2 separate regions of the Homo sapiens genome follow, and region 2 is linked to region 1. A link is an interaction called in ENCODE POLR2A ChIA-PET data of the cell type or tissue named here. Cell type or tissue: MCF 10A. All regions are shown on one strand. Each heading gives the region's core, and the rest is flanking DNA. Links, peaks and the distances in the headings are about the cores only. Region 1 has its middle 54 kb from the start of ARHGAP5-AS1. Region 2 has its middle 7.3 kb from the start of LINC02313.

Region 1 (5,385 bases), core at 150-5,149:
ATTTAATAAAACACGAAATTAAAGGTAGGATAGTCTCGTCCCTATTGCAAAATAACCTGCAGAGTGAAAACTGAGACATGCACAATTTCATTAACCTTCCATTCATAATGCATAATGCATGGAAAATGCCATTTTAACATCCAACTGAACAAGGCTATTTCCATGCCTTGAGAGGGTTTCACATATTAGCATTATTTGTCAGTGAGGATACAGGAAACAGTATGAAGAAAAAAGGTCCTGGTCACACAAAGCGTTTATCCTTTTCATAGTCTATTTTTTGAATGAAGATATTTTTCTTATTATATAGTGTTTTATCTCTTTGTTAAACATTCTTAGCAGCATACAGAAAAGCATGTCAGTAAAATTTGGAAATTTTGTTAAATCCTGACTCAGAGTGTGTAGCATCATTGAACGTTAGAACTTCAGAACTTCAAAGGTCCTGGAGATCACAAGCTTCAGAGATCATGGAGTCCATAGGATCATGGATTCCTATTTTGTAGATCAGAAAACTGAGGCTCAGGGAAATTAGTGACAGTGGAGGTGATAGCTCACTAGGGCCCGGGAGAGAAAACAGAGCTGGATAGGTTTGCTTTGTGAGTTCTCAGTGTCTTCTCATTGCAAACTGTCTTCAGTGTACCTTTAATTATTTTCTGAATAGACTAACGGCAGTTCAAAACCCTGCTCATTTTATAGCATTCCTTAGCTGTTAGTACTATTATAATGACCAAAAAAGAGAAAGAAAAATTGGGGCAAAAATGAACAACCTTGCAATTTATAAAACTGCAAAACATAACTGTTATAGGAAAGGGGTCCCAATCCAGACCCCAAGAGAGGGTTCTTGGATCTCCCACAAGAAGGAATTCAGGGTAAGTCCACAGTGCAAAGTGAAGGCAAGCTTATTAAGAAAGTAAAGGAATGAAAGAATGGCTACTCCTAGACAGAGAAGTCCTGAGGGCTGCTGGTTGCCCATTTTTAGGACTATTTCTTGAAGATCTGCTAAGCAAGGGGTGGGTTATTCATGCCTCCCCTTTTTGGACCATATAGGGTAACTTCTTGATGTTGCCATGGCATTTGTAAACTGTCATGGCTCTGGTGGGAGTGTAGCAGTGCGGATGACCAGAGGTCACCCTCATTGCCATTTGTGTTTTGGTGGGTTTTGGCTGGCTCCTTTATTGCAACCTATTTTAATGGCAACAAAAGCCAAAATTGACAAATGGGATCTAATTAAACTAAAGAGCTTCTGCACAGCAAAAGAAACTACCATCAGAGTGAACAGGCAACTCACAAAATGGGAGAAAATTTTCGCAACCTACTCATCTGACAAAGGGCTAATATCCAGAATCTACAATGAACTCAAACAAATTTACAAGAAAAAAACAAACAACCCCATCAAAAAGTGGGCGAAGGTATCAACAAGGTCTTTATGACCTGAATTTTGTGCTGACCTCCTATCTCATCCTGTGACTTAGAATGCCTCAACCATTTGGGAATGCAGCCCAGTAGATTTCAGCCTCATTTTACCCACTTCCTGTTTAAGATGGAGTTGCTCTGGTTCACATGCCTCTGACATAACCACCTAACATTTGAAAAGTGTGTCATATTTTATTAAAATATTGTGTTGCATTGAAATACAGTCATTGCGCAAGGATGCAGCATCATTTACTTTCTCCGGCTTTAATGTGTTGGAACAAGCCAAGCACATCCCTTGGTGCCCACCTCTTCCTCCATCCCCCAACATGTCACTTGCAAATGAATTGTACACCTAACATTTGCTTTGTGCAAGGAATTTTAAACCCAGGAAACAATACAGTATGTTTTAGTATATTATAGCAATAGGCTTCAAGTTTAATGAGCTTTGGGTCTAAATGTAGCAATTAGGAAGTCTCTTCAAGCTTATAAAATGAGATTCTACCCAAGTTTATAAGCAGGTACAATAACACTTGGAATGTAACTGTGTCAGGTATCTGAGAGGCTTTTTTCGAGCATATGTAGAACAAATTGCCTACGTAATACTCCTCCTTCCTTCCCAGTGTTTTGTTCCACAAACACTGACACTGGAACAAAATGTCCCTATCTGACAGGTATTGCAACATTTTGGTAATTAGCTTAAAATACAGCTGATTTGTCCTCCTGCTGCCTTCCCCTATGGCAACCAGTATCTGAAAGCTTGTTTTAAAGCCATTCAACAAGCACAAAGAACCATACCTGTTGCATCTGATTTCCTCCCCATTAAATCAGGATGAAGAATTTAGTAAAAACTGCTTATGCACAGATACTCCAGTGACTGCATGGAAGATAAGACTGTGAGGCTGCTGGCATTTTCACCACTTCTAGCTGGTTGTCAGTGGCATCTTGGCTTTTCTCTCAATGGCAGTGAGCCAAATAGCCCAGTGACCTCGGCCTTTCACCTAAGGGTCCTTAGTGTACCAGACCTTTCCCCTGTAACAAAGCCCATTGCTACTTTTGTAACCATGGTGGACGCTATCGGTTGGCTATTCAACTGACCTTCACAGCCCCCATCTTCCTTAAGGTTGAAATAGGCAGTTACTTGTATTCTCTCAGCCTCCCTTGCTGCCAGGCAGTCATGTGACACAGGTCTAAACAATGACACATAAGGTAAGGTGTATTGAGGTGCTTCTGGGAAACCTCTTCTTCCTTAATGGAGAAGTGGTTTGACACCGTAAGGGCTCTGGAGCTGAACTGCCAGAGTTTAAGTCCCAGTTCTATCACTTCTTGCCTGTGTCATACTGAGAAAGTTAATTCTGCTTTTTATGCTTTGTTTTTTTTAATCGGCTGTAGAATTAAAACCTACAAAGTGCTCAGGATAGCACCTGACATAAAGTAAATGCCGAGAAAATGTTAGTTACTATTATAGTTAATAAAAAAAAAAAAAGGCATGTGATGAGCATTCTGCTTCCTGCTTTTGGAAACGGCTTTGTGAGGTTAGGATGCCTGGAGTTATGGCAACCATTTTGTGACCAAAAGGGGACCTGGGACTGCCTAGCTCAAGATTTTCTTAAGTAAACGAACTATAGATATAGTGGATTTTCTGTTACTAGCTGCAGGACAATCCCATCTAATATATATATATATATATATATATGTATATATATATGTATATATGTATACACACACACATATAAAAATTATATAGAAGCAGGAAGCAGAATGCTCATCACATGCCTTCTTTCATATATATATGTATATATACACACATATATACATATATACACACATATACATATATACACACATATATACATATATACACATATATACATATATATACACATATATACGTATATATACACATATATACATATATACATATATATACATATATACACACATATATATACATATATATGAAAAATATATATATAATATATATTTTTTTGTGAGACAAGGTCTCACTCTGTCACCCAAGATAGGGTATGGTGGCATGCTCACAGCTCACTGCAGTCTCCACCTCCTGGGCTCAGGTGATCCTCCACCTCAGCCTCCCAAGTAGCTGGGACTACAGTGTGAGCCACCACGCCCAGCTAATTTTTACTTTTTGTAGAGATGAGGTCTCACTATGTTGCCCAGGCTGGTCTCAAACTCCTGGATTCATGTGATCCTTCCGCCTCAGCCTCCTAAAGTGCTGGGGTAATAGGCGTGAGCCACTGCACTCAGCCATCTTGTCCTTATTAAGCCAGGGTTTAAGCCCTGCCTTCTCTGGTTCTAGCTGCTCTGTTGGCTTTGTTCACCATGTACTGCTTCCTCCTCTAGTAGAGATGAGATGCTCCCTCCTAAGAGGCTCAGACTGATTTTCTTTAATCTGTCCTGGGAGCATTCTTAAATAGACTGTGGGCCTAATAGCAGCCTCATGTGTGGAAATCAGGACTTAATGGGGGGAGGGTGTGTAATTAAGCCCTCGTCCTACTTCAACTGAGCAGGATCTAGTTCTGCAGGCCTTCCTGGCTCCCATAGGGCTGGCTGCAGTATGTAAACATCTTATGGGAGGCAGGGGTCCCAATCTGGCTGCTACTGGGATCTCTCTGAGAGAGGAGAAAGAAAGAAACTGGTCAAGAAGGGAGTTAGGGTGAGTCCTCAGTTGAATTCTTTCAAACAAAAGAACAGCCTGAAAACTCAAGCTGCAGGCACAGATAAGGGAACGTGCACAGGGTGGGGGGCTTACCTAAGATATGTCCACAGCTGCACAGATAAGAAAGGCTACACAGGTGACTTGCCCAGACATGCCCGCAATGGAAAAATCCTGTCCTCTAGCACATGCTCAGTAAAGGGAACAAAGCAGTATGGAGTAACTCAAGCTAAGGGCCCACATGCGCACTAGAATGACAGGGTGGAGCTACCAGAAATCTGTGCCTTATGCAAATGAGACACCCAGCCCTCAACAGTTTCTTGTAAAAGCCTTTACATTGAACTGTAAAAGCAGCAACCTTCTTCCGGGCTCTATCGCTGAGGCGGAGAGCTTTCTTCTTTCACTTATGAAACTTTTGCTCCAACCTCACCCTTTGTGTCCACGCTCCTTAATTCTCTTGGTTGTGAGACAAAGAACTCCGGGTGATACCTCACAATGAGAGACTGCTAAATTGTTGTGCATTGGCGAGACTATAACATCTTCAACCTCCAGGTGCCATAGCACAGAGGCTCTGCTGGGAATCCAAGGCCACCATGTGAGGGTATGGAGGGGAGGATTGAGTGGCCCCTAAGGATCCCAAGTGCTTTCTTGCCAAGATCACAGCAAAGCTGCTCCACCTGTGCCCCCCAGTGCACTTCTGTTTCTTCTGGCAAAGTTTGTTCTCCATGCTTCTTTGTTTTCCAGATCATATCTGGGCAGACTGTTCTAAAAAATGTTGAAGACAATGATATTGTAGAATGACAGAGGAAGGAAGAATTATAAAAGTAGAAACTCTGGGACTCCCTTTTCTTTAGAAAATTGGCTTCTTGTTGGGTGCCTTACTTTTCTGTTTCTATATCCAACTTAGATGATAAGCCCCTAAGGATTTCTGTGGTTCTGTTCCTCACTGAAACCACTACAAAATTACAGTAAAAAATAAGGATAATGAAAAGAGGATCACTTCATAGCCTTCCTCGGTTCTGGAATTAAATCCAGCTCAGGTCAGGAATGAGCCATGAGATCCAGTAGTTTTCACCCATTATCAGACTTCAATAAAATTATTTTCAGTATTTCCAATGTAGACCTGTAGATGGTTTTCTATCATATAAAATTCAGAATGACAAAGAAGGTTATCTAGAGAAATTTAGAAGAAAGAAAGATACATTCACCTATTGCCTGAATCAGTTTTTATTTTTTAAGCATATCAATGTATTTATTATTTAGCTAAACACCCACATGATGTCGCATGTAAGGATCAGCAC
Region 2 (5,385 bases), core at 223-5,222, 85 kb after region 1:
GGGTTCATGCTGTTTGTTAACGTGTGTGACCACTTCTACTCCAAAAGCCACAGGGCCCTGCTCCATGTCCTCCACCTTGGTTCAAGCCATGATTTTTTTCCTAGGTTAGCGGCTCCATATTAACAGCAGTTGCACAAACAGAATCTAAGTGAGCGAGGCTGCCAGCTGTCACTACTGTATCTTCTGCTTACTCTGGAGATCAGCCGAAGCTGTGTGATCCCAGAATAAATGGATCTGCCATGAAGATAGGATTTTACTGCAAAAATGAGTTTTCTGATGGGTTTAAAGCCACAAAAATACTCTGAAGGCTGTTTTATACCTAAATCATGCTATATGAATTAAAAAGTAAAACACAACCTCTCATACCTCTTCAGGTTTTAGTTTCTTGTGGCTGATATAAATTTCACTTAACTCCCAACTGACATACGCAAAAACATTTTTTGGGGTCAGAATTCAAAATAAAATAGGGGCACATGCCAATTGTAACCCCATACAAACCAATGGGGGCAAGGGCTGGTTTTATAGAATGTTAAGCACCTCATGAAACTAAAGGTTTGATTCATCACTGTAGCTTTATAGTTTCCTTGACACTTAGCAGTGTTTTGTACCTAGCAGGCTGGAAGCTGTTTGAAGGCAGAGATGATACTTCATTCATATCTAACATAGTGCACTGGTATATTGGAAGTACATGTATTATCTGGCATAGTGCACTGGTATAGCATAGTATTATCTAGCATATCATATCCAGCATAGTGCACTGGTATATTGGAAGTACATTAGTTTGCTAGGGCTACCATAACCAAATACTGCAGACTGAGTGGTTTAAACAACGGAGATTTATTTTCTTACAAGTTTGGAGGCTAGAAGCCTGAGATCAAGGTGTCAGCAGGGTTAGTTTCTTCTAAGGCCTCTCTCCTTGGCTTGTAAAAGGCCATCTTCTGTCTGTGTCTTCTCGTAGTCTCCTCTCTATACACACCTGTCCAAATTTCCCCTTCTTATAAGGATACTAGTAAAATTGGATTAGGGCCCACCCTCACTTTAATTACGTCTTTATAGACATATCTCCAAATATAGTCACATTCTGAGGTACTGAGGGTTAGGACTTCAACATATGAATTTGGGGTGATAGGCGGGACAATTCAGCCCATAACATATGCTGAGTAAGTAGTGTATGCATAAATGGTGGATGGATGGATGGATGGATGAATAGATGGATAGATTAATGGATGGATGGATGGTTAACAATCAGGTGATCAACAAATACTTGATGCATTGAGTAAATTCACACAATCACTTGTGGAGACTGGGTTTTACTATAATATCACCCCAAAGATTTTAAATTATATATTTTAATCCAGCCTTACAAGAAAGTTTAAAAATCATTGCCTATCAAATTCTATCAAGCTAACAAAAAAAATAGCCACACCCAGACTTACGAATGCCATTTCCCTATCCTAATCATTCCCATCTTTAATGACTTCCTATAGCTGAGAGAACACCAGTATTTGCCTACAACAAATAACTACTACTTCTCCCATGAATACCTACATACTTAAAAACCTTCACATTAAGAAAACAGAAAGGAGGCCGGGCATGGTGGCTCACGCCTGTAATCCCAGCACTTTGGGAGGCTGAGGCAGGTGGATCACTAGGTCAGGAGATCAAGACCATTCTGGCTAACACGATGAAACCCCATCTCTACTAAAGATACAAAAAATTAGCTGGGCATGGTGGCGGGAGCCTGTAGTCCCAGCTACTCAGGAGGCTGAGGTAGGAGAATTGCTTGCACCCGGGAGGTGGAGGTTACAGTGAGCTGAGATCACACCACTGCACTCCAGCCTGGGTGACACAGCAAGACTCTGTCTCCAAAAAAAAAAAAAAAAAAAAAAAAAAGGATTAAGAGAACAGTTTTAGTTAAATCTGTTGCCTGATATTTCATTGTTTGATTGCCTCTAACTGAACCTGGCTAGTACTTAGTTTCTAGGTTGCCTTAACACTTTGATTCCATTCAACAAACTACAGAAATGCCCCATAGAATTGAAGGTAAGAGGAAATATGCCTACCAGGGACCTCAAGAAATCTTCCTTCTGATTCATCTGGTCACTGCGAGTGTTTGTTACATCTCTAATGATATAGAAAGTCATAAGCCAACCCTCCATCACCAACGTTCCTTCTCTATTTTTCTGTCTATCAAATGAAGTTGGTCATATGTAAACCTATCAAGGGAGTTGTAGGTGCACACCTAGACAAGGGTCAGAGGAGTGCCTGAGCTCCCCTGCCCTGACCTCAATGCCCTGAGTCATGTTGCTGGCTGCAGTTCTGACTCAGAGCTCCCACAGTATCAGCCTACATCATGACAGGAAGTGCCGCCAGAAGTCATGCTCAGCTCTACTGAATGAACTGTTTGTCACAGCTAGTATGAAACTGATTCACTGGTGTCATGGGACCATGTAGGCACTCACTCATTCATTCATTCATTCATTCATTCTTCAGTCATCCATTTCCTACTGGAATCTTGTCTAACAGAAAAGCTATAGCATAGCATCTCTTGAAACAACTGTGATAATTTTAAAAGTCCTGTTATGATTTATACCATTTTTGTCCTTAAAAATTATAACAGAGCAATAGATGGGTTGTGTGAGTTCTGTCTGTATAATATGTGATTTAGGTATTAAAATTTAAAGACAAATTTATGGAGGCCTTTTGTCTGTGACAGTGATGAATTATCTTGGCTCTGACCCTTGGGCAAACTGGCTACACTAAACTTAGAGTTCACACATGCAGCGGTTCCTCTGCTGCCTTCCCCGAGGCTTCCTGAGACAGATAGTATGAATTAATATTTTCTTTTTTTTTTTTTTTGAGACGGAGTCTCGCTCTGTCGCCCAGGCAGGAGTGCAGTGGCGGGATCTCGGCTCACTGCAAGCTCCGCCTCCCGGGTTCACGCCATTCTCCTGCCTCAGCCTCCCAAGTAGCTGGGACTACAGGCGCCCGCCACTACGCCCGGCTAATTTTTTGTACTTTTAGTAGAGACGGGGTTTCACCGTTTTAGCCGGGATGGTCTCGATCTCCTGACCTCGTGATCCGCCCGCCTCGGCCTCCCAAAGTGCTGGGATTACAGGCGTGAGCCACCGCGCCCGGCCTGAATTAATATTTTCACAGGCATTGCTAGGCATGATGTCACTTGATTTTGGCTCCAGGTGGAGGATGGGGCCCATGAGGTTCAAGGTTCCCCACTCCGCAGAGTTTTTTCCCCATTCCTACACACCCAGACATTTGTATCGAGAATTGATCAAAATGCATTCATGTGCTATAACTTCTTGTCAGGGATTCAAACCAAGTGATTTCTGACCTCTCTCCATCTGCCTCTCTTTTAAAAATATGTTTTAATTGTCTTGTTTTAGACATGTTTTATTGTAAATTACTTCACATTCTTTTTGAGAATAGGTGGCATGTAAATCATAGTTGAAGAAAAACCTTCAAGCCAGCATAATATTCCCAGAGCACAGAAAGCTCAGTGGGGAGGGGGCAAGGAGAGGCTGGTTGCCCTTGGGCCCACCCATTAGGTGTACCTGTCACTCCCACCATCAGGCTCTGTTCTCTGCAGGCTGAGGGATGATGGAAGAACAATCCAGAGGTCTGTTAGGAGCCCCACTCTGTCAGAAGCAGAGCATCCAATTCACTCAGGCCTTGCTCTACTGACAACTTCATGTCACAGAGGGACAAGGATGTTGTGAGGGAGCTACTGCTTGGATCTAATTTTGGCCATTAAAGGTGAACTAGGTGGATAACACAATGGAATCGACTGGCACTTAGACAGAAAAGGACCTTGTCACTATGTGATTCTCAAGAGCCAAGGAAGTGAATGCAAGCCGTCTATGTTCCTGAGACTGCAAGAATGAAGAACTCTACAAGTCCAGAGAAAAGAAGGTGATTCAGTGGATTAAATCTCAGAGGGCAGCAGAATGTGGAGGTTAAAGTACACGCTCAGGAATCTGGACAGACCTGAGTCAGGCTCTTGGCGCTGTCCTTACGGCTGTGCAAATGTCACCTCTCTGTATCTCAATATCCTCATCTGTAATCGTGAATAATAAGACCTACCTTATATGTCAACATTGAGAATTAAATGAGATCACATATATAAAGCCCCTAGTATGGTTTACTATTATGGTGAACACTCAGTAAAGGTTATTATTGTTGTTATTATTGTTACCATTATTGCAGACTTCCTATATGTAAGGCACAAGGCTAAATGCTCTTTGATTCCATGGTCAGAGACTCTAATCATGTAGAACTTGGTTCTAGAAAGACTGGAGGCTCCACCTAATTTAATTCTGACTCTACTCTGGAGAGGAGGAAGAGAGGGAACTATCCAAAAAAATTACTGTCTCCAATGAGCTTATATTTTACAAGGACACTCACAAAGGCAGGAAGGAGGAATTTGCAGCCAACAGCAGATACAAAGGAGTGGCATCAAAAGAAAGAATCAAGTCACGGAAGTAGAAGGCTGGGGCACAGGAGAATGCACACATAAAATACACCAGGAGCCACTGGGGTGGGTTCAGAACAAGAAAAAGAACAAGAGAAGAGTTTGGCCTCCTGCTGGGGGCAGATGACACAGTTAATTTAGAGATGATACAGTGAAAACAGAATTACTCAACTCCTAGTTTGCTTCCATCTTCTTTATCAGGAATGACCTTCGAGCCAGAAAGAAGAACAAAAATATGGCCAAGAGGAAATTAAAGTCTGTGATAGTGAGGAAGTAGGAGGAGAGCACCTGGCTGCTGCATTTAAGTCTCCAGCCTCAGATGAATTACATCTCAGCACCGTCTATACAGGCACCCCAATACTCACTGCAACAGGAACAGTAAAATAAGCAGCTCTAGGACCCTAAAATAACAGGAATTCATTTACAATATCTGACATCTGAAAAAAATGGAAATATTATAATATATGAGACTTTATGAAGCATGGTAGAACTTGCAGAAACTTGCAGAGGGGCAAATGTCTCCGTTTTATTAACAGGGACTTTTAGCAAAATTCTAACGCAGCTTAGACACCTTGTGTTGACCCAGGAAGATGAATGCTGGTCAGACTAACCTCATCTCCTCTCTGACAGGGTTCCTCAGGTAGTAACTGTTCCATTGTCTAGTTAGAAAATGGTGACAAACAAGTCAGCACACTTTCTTTGTGGACAAGGTAGAGAAATACAAGCTCCATGATAATACAGTAAGGAATATTCAGAGGAGCTCAGCTATAATCCGCTAAAAGGACTGGAGAACAGGATAATATTATTCTGTACAAAGATGTGAATTGGCACATGACTTGGTCTTCAGTGCCTCTCTATACAAAAACAGTAATGATCTGCAAGACAAAGGAAGTTTGCTG

What was found. Peaks named below come from ENCODE experiments on the same cell type or tissue, not always from the same donor. Only the 100,000 strongest peaks of a DNase experiment are listed, where the experiment ranks them.
Region 2: POLR2A ChIA-PET joins it to region 1 with 20 read pairs; 5 of 35 experiments call an interaction of 5 or more read pairs at or near these places.

Annotation. Positions count from the first base shown.
Region 1 is chr14:32,019,953-32,025,337 of GRCh38, reverse strand. No RefSeq gene overlaps it. Among named protein-coding and RNA genes, the nearest start is that of ARHGAP5-AS1, 54 kb to the left of the region's middle. RefSeq lists an enhancer at 3,866-5,065. In MCF 10A, for the core only: no CTCF peak of the experiment used is centred there; a DNase peak (open chromatin) is centred at 2,067.
Region 2 is chr14:31,934,877-31,940,261 of GRCh38, reverse strand. No RefSeq gene overlaps it. Among named protein-coding and RNA genes, the nearest start is that of LINC02313, 7.3 kb to the left of the region's middle. RefSeq lists enhancers at 5,265-5,385, 5,061-5,385. In MCF 10A, for the core only: no CTCF peak of the experiment used is centred there; a DNase peak (open chromatin) is centred at 2,331.